Regions from separate parts of the Mus musculus genome. Here region 1 is linked to region 2. A link is a loop called in an ENCODE intact Hi-C map of the cell type or tissue named here. Cell type or tissue: gastrocnemius. All regions are shown on one strand. Each heading gives the region's core, and the rest is flanking DNA. Links, peaks and the distances in the headings are about the cores only. Region 1 overlaps Dock4 (dedicator of cytokinesis 4). Region 2 overlaps Ifrd1 (interferon-related developmental regulator 1).

What was found. Hi-C counts contacts between places; a loop is a spot of excess contacts. Peaks named below come from ENCODE experiments on the same cell type or tissue, not always from the same donor. Only the 100,000 strongest peaks of a DNase experiment are listed, where the experiment ranks them.
Region 1: a loop joins it to region 2, with 2.5 times the contacts of the local background. A loop is called at or near these places in 1 of 42 quality-filtered maps.

The regions. Positions count from the first base shown.
Region 1 is chr12:40,583,665-40,586,592 of GRCm38, forward strand. The region is part of intron 1 of Dock4 (dedicator of cytokinesis 4); the gene reads left to right. Among named protein-coding and RNA genes, the nearest start is that of Dock4, 140 kb to the left of the region's middle. In gastrocnemius, for the core only: no CTCF peak of the experiment used is centred there; no DNase peak of the experiment used is centred there; H3K27ac peaks cover 1,096 bases.
Region 2 is chr12:40,218,926-40,221,853 of GRCm38, forward strand. The region is part of intron 1 of Ifrd1 (interferon-related developmental regulator 1); the gene reads right to left. Among named protein-coding and RNA genes, the nearest start is that of Mir1938, 2.4 kb to the right of the region's middle. In gastrocnemius, for the core only: no CTCF peak of the experiment used is centred there; a DNase peak (open chromatin) is centred at 1,487; H3K4me3 peaks cover 2,500 bases; H3K27ac peaks cover 2,500 bases.

The DNA.
Region 1 (2,928 bases), core at 182-2,681, 360 kb after region 2:
TACTTGGTACCTAGTTTACTTGTACCTAGCTATGGCCTGAGCTATAGAAATGAAGCCTTGGGGGATTTTGTCATGTAAAGTGGTTGTAAAATTAGTAATGAGCCAGTGATCATTTGAATGAAAAATATCATCTGTAGCCTCAGGCTTTGGAACACTTATTTCCCAGTTAGTGGTGCTGTTTGGGGAGTTCTGGGTGGTCCAGCCTTGATGGAGGAAGTAGTCTCAGAGAGCTGGCTTTCACAAGAAAAGCCTTCCACCTCTTCAACATAGCAGTCTCTTGCCTGTGCTTCTGTTTGAAATAGGAGCTCTCAACTTCCTGCTCTTGCCACCATGCCTGCCATTCTCTGCCATGCCTCTGTACCATGATTGACTGTTACTCCCTTGCTCATGTTGTTTTATCACAGCAAGAGAAGAGTAACTAAGACAGAGTCTTTTCCTACGGTGTGCATGCTAGGACTTGAATGTAGCCTTACTCCTGACTCTACCACTGATCTATACTCACGGCCCATTACACTTTATATTTAAGTCTCTGGACTTGTAGAATCACTCTTCAGCAGCACACAAATTCGATACAGATATAATTGGATATATTTTAGTGCTGTTATTTGATAAAAGAGATGCTTAAGATGGTTAGGTCTTCTTGATTAATTGACTGTTTATCACTGGGTAATGATCTTTGCCTATATTGATGGTTAGTTGTCTAAAAATTAATAAAGCAATTACAGCTTTCTTGTGGTTGATGTTACCATGTTAAATTCAATTTTTAAAATATGTGATATGCATTTCTTCATATTAAGCTCTTCATTTTTTTAACAGTGTGCTAATTCCTAGCTTTCAATTGTGGTGTATAGTCTCATCACGTATAAAGTGTTCATCAATATGGTCATATTTAATTTTTTAAACATTTATTTGTGTGTGTGTTCAGATGTGTGGATGTGTGTTAGGATGATGTACCCAACCCATGTGTGCAGAAGTCTATGCATATGTGCGTGTACAAGCTAGAGAAGACCTTCAACTGTTGGTTCCTGGCCAAGTTTCCCTGTGAATCAGCATGTCTGTCAGGTTCCCAGGGGCTACCGTTGTGTTGTTCTGGATTAATTCTGAGTCACTTTACATCAGTTGATTTCCCCCACATTGTTTTCTGTGCATTTGCATTTCTGAACTTTGTGTTGCATGCCAGAGGATGTCTTAACAGATGAATATTTGAATTCCTTTAAATGCCTGTAACTTCCTACTCAGAGGAAGTTTAGCAATTTGATCCCTTTTAGTTTTCTATTAAGATTTGTTCCTCAGGTCAGAGTCACATTTGCCTCAAAAATCCCTTCTCTCTCTAGTGCCCCCATGAATGTGGAGGTTCCTCTTTCGGCCAGTGGGAACCCCGAGAGCTTTACTTAAGAGGACACGCCATCACATGTCTATAGATAGACTATTTTCCACAGAGGCAAGCCTGAAAGGGGAAAGGTGAATACAGTAAGTCAGGGGGTGTGGTTGGACTGAATTCCCCCTCTCTGCCTAATAGGCTCTGCAAACCTTGAGACGACTCAAGGAAGCTAGACAGTGTCACCCAGTGCTGATTGGTCTTGCAGAGAGCATGGTTCTTTAGACAGTGGAAGGAGATCCGTCCATACTGTGCACACCATCAGTTCGTCCCCACGTAGATTTATGGAATTTCTGTTTAGCGCATACCAGTTTCTAGTTTTCCTCCGTAGAGCTGTAAAGAGTTTTGTTGTTGATGTTGTTTGTTTGTTTGCTTGATGGTTTTGCTTTTATTGTGTTTGCTGTGACTCTTAGCCATTATTTAGTGGCTTCTTGTCTCTGTCGCTGGCTGTGATGAAATAGTCTTGTTCATACTTTGAAAATGATCTTTCTGTTCAAAACAGCAAGATATGTGCTTGTAGAAAATAACCTCCATTTCTGAGTTATGGGTTTTGTGGACCATATGTACCAACCACTGCCTGATCAGGGAAGTGGGACAAGGGTCACTGAAGTGATGTCTAAACATGCCCAGAGATGAAAACGTCATTGCTCTGTACCTGCTATTAGTTTCACTCTGTCACAGAACTGGAGCCCTTACATTGCCTTGGAGAATCCATGGACTGGTATTCTCAGACCAATGAATAAAAAACTTGGGTCAGTTAAAGGCAGGCTGTGTGCAGCCAAAGGGATTAGGCGCTCTGCAGTGTAAGTCAGGACCCTTTCCTTGTCTTTAAATCATCATTTGTGGCTGGGAATATGGTGGGGCTTTGTAGGCCTGGTCATTTTATAGATGAGGAAAGGAAACTCAGAAATGGGAAGTGTCTGCTAAAATGGAAGTTAGCAGTCTAACAGAAACTAACAGGTCTAACTAAAAGCCTTTCCATTCCGGCCTCACTTCATGGTAAAATGGCCAAAAAATTGGGGGCAAGAGGTTAGAAACAGAATTAGTTTTGCCATCAGAAGATGTAAGTTTTATGTCCTGGTTTTATGGTTTCTTGTGACATGATAACTGTGTGATTTGGGATAATTACCTATTATTAGTTTTGGAATTGTTCTCTATCTATGGAATGAACATTTTTGTCAAAGAATCTGCTTTTGTCTTAAATTGACAAATTGAATTACAACCTGTTTTGATACTTAAAATGTGCTAACATGTGAATCTGTGATGACCTCCATTGTATCATTTCGGTCAGAAGAAAAAGAGGTTTTAACTTTTATAATTCTGCATTCTTATCTACTCTGACCCCTACTCCTTAGGGTCTTACCTCTCCTGAAAAGTGTCATAGCTGGGCATTCTGTGACTTTCCTATCATAATAGACAGGCTTGTGAGATTCTAGACAGAATGCTGTTCACAGGCCCCACTAATGTTTCTCTGTTTAATGCAGACAAAATGGTTTGTAAGATGCTTCAGTGAATGGTTTCAAGTAGAGGTTCCATCTCAGTCACAGCAG
Region 2 (2,928 bases), core at 293-2,792:
CATAATTGAGGGATCACACATTAACTTAAAAATTATGAAGTAATGAATTACTTTGAGTCCTGAGCTAAAATGAGTCTCAAATTCTGACCATAAAGTGACCTGGGCAGCCTGATTTACCTGCACTTAATTTCCTTTTATTAGTAAAATCAAAGAATACATAACTAGTAATTTTAATATTACAGAGTACATTCTGCAGAAGAGATGCTAGGATTACCACCTGGACAGAATACAGAAAAATGAACATGAACTACACAACAGAAGTCAATCTCATTTACCCACCAATGTGCCTAACCTCTTCCTTTGGCACCTATTATGCAAAGGTTTCACCTACTACCTTTTATGCACAATCTATGCGCAATCTTACAGAAATATATTTCAATACTAAGCATATCAAAACACAATCACATCATACAGGAGTATAGAAAATAATGTGTCCTATACTACAAATTTGGAGTGTTCTACTAGTACATAAAGATGTCATTAAGTAGCATTATACAATCATCTTACTATGTATAATAAACTGATGTAACAGTGTATAGATGCAGACAATCATTGCCAACCAATTCCCACCAAAGACTGGGGGAAAAGGTTAAGTATCAAAAGCCCGTACATATATTAATTTCATCATGAAAAATTATAAACAAATATAGATTAATGAGCATTTTATTTGAATGCATATTTTTAGAACTTCAATTTCTCCAGAAATATTTTAATGTATAATTATTAACACCTCTATACACACATCATCATGATTAATACTTAAACTTTAGGTCTGAATAAAAATCAAATTCCTCAAAAAAAATAAGTTCCTGTATTTTTATTGTCATTATTACCTTACTTTTATTTATTTATTCCAGTTTGGGGCAACAGTCGGGCTCTGCAAACCAATCTCACTATATAACCCAGATTAACCTTCAACTCCTGCAATCTTCCTGCCACTCCAGCCTCTCAAATCCTAGGATTAATGGGTGTTAATTTTACTTTATTAAATCCTCTAAAATTAAGCCTGTTAGAGTTAGGCTAATTTTCCTTTAAATAAGTTGCTAAAAAAAAATTTTAAAAAAACCCTATGCAGAGAAGTTAGCAAAACTTTAAATTAACAAGTGACCTTGAAATCTGCTTGCCTGATACCAAAGTAACTTGGATCAAAGTAGGAAAGCACAGAGAATAAGTGAGGCACCAATGCCAACATTTCTTAATCACTGTGCTAGGAAAAAATAAACACCAGCCTATTTCTGGATCTTTCCTCATGACAAATTATGCTAACAGCTGAGTATATTCTGAAGAATCTTACCATATTTACATACAAGCCAATGTAATTTTAAAACTGTTCATATGTGGCCTGTGTTTAAGATTATTTGTACACAACTTTAAGCTTCTGTCTCTTAACTAACTGGTTTGGTTTCTTCATGATTCCAGGAAGGGGTTTGAAAGGGCAAGGAATGACTGACTGGCAGGACGCCTCAGTGGAAAAGGTGCCTGCTGCCAAGCTGTTGGCCTGAGTTCATCAAGCCCCAAGATCCACACAGAAACTGTGCTCTGACTTCCCTATCCATGTCTTGGTGTGCTCACATTCACGCACAAATAAGTAAATGCACTCTTAAAGCAAGGAAATTCATCTCGTAAGAATGTCTAACATCTAGGTCAAGCTTACCTTGTAATCCTGAGCTAATAACGAGCAGGCACTCTACATATGTGAAGTCCTCCTTATTTCTCAGAGTCTTACTATACAAACTTTTTTCCTTAAAAACCCTGTCTTTCCTGCTAAATCTGTGGCTTTACGTCTGCTATTCCAGCAATCAGAAGTCTAAGACAAGAAGCTGCCTTTGTTTGAGAACAGCTGATGCTACAGTGAATTCCAGAGCAGGCTACAGACTGAGACTGTCATAATAAACAAAATGAGAAAAACAAAAAAGAAAACATAAAACGTGAAAATCCACTCCTCAGATCAGAACACTGCTGTGTAAACTTATCCATGCATGTGAGATCAATTTTCTTGGTTTCCTACAACTCTCCAATTACTTACAAAGAATATAAATAAAAATCCAAGACCCTAGAGATTCACTTAAATCAGATTTATTCTCCCTGTCATCCAAACTTCAATAGAAAAAGTGGTTTCTAAGTAAAATTTTTGCTAACTTCCTTTCGGACTCAACTATTTAGGAAGTAAAACACACGTGGCTCAAGTAGAAAATTACAGAAAAGCATTCTCATCCAGTCCCACTTGCTAGAGGTAGCTTTTATGGTAACAATATCAAAGCTTGCAGTTTCAACAACCAAATCAATTACTTTCCTTTTATAGATGCTTCAAGTGTTTACATTACATATGCTAAAATGCAGTGTTTAAACTCGTATCTTTTCTATGAAAAAGAATTTAAAAGACAGCACTGATGCAGTCTGAGGGCAGGTCAATACACCTTGAGGCAAAATGTGTCTGTCCTAAGAAAAGAACAATACTTGTCAGGAAACTACAGAAAGGAAGGGTGTCTGTGAGGTGGAGACCTCTGTTAACATCTGTTTCCAAATTGTCAGTGTTTCTCCATTGTTTTCATCTTTTTAAAATGAAAACTTTAATAAGACTAGTAAGACTTTATGAAAGAACTCCGGTATTTATTCAGGAGGGAAAGCTTAAACAGAAGTAGCAGGAGCCTTGATTCAACCACAACTAGGTTACATGAACAGTATTTCATAACTTCACAATGAATTTCACCACGCATTCAGGAGAAAGGGAAAAAATATCTAAAGATACATTTCTATTTGTAATAGTCCATACCCAGCCAGTTATCACCTAACACATGATCAAGAGCTTTCAGCTCTCCAGACCCTGGAGGAAAACTTTTGCATTGCCAGTCTCCAATATTTAACATGAAAACTGGTCATTTACTTTTCTAATATCATTCGAATGATCAAAGAGTAGTAGCTAGGTCA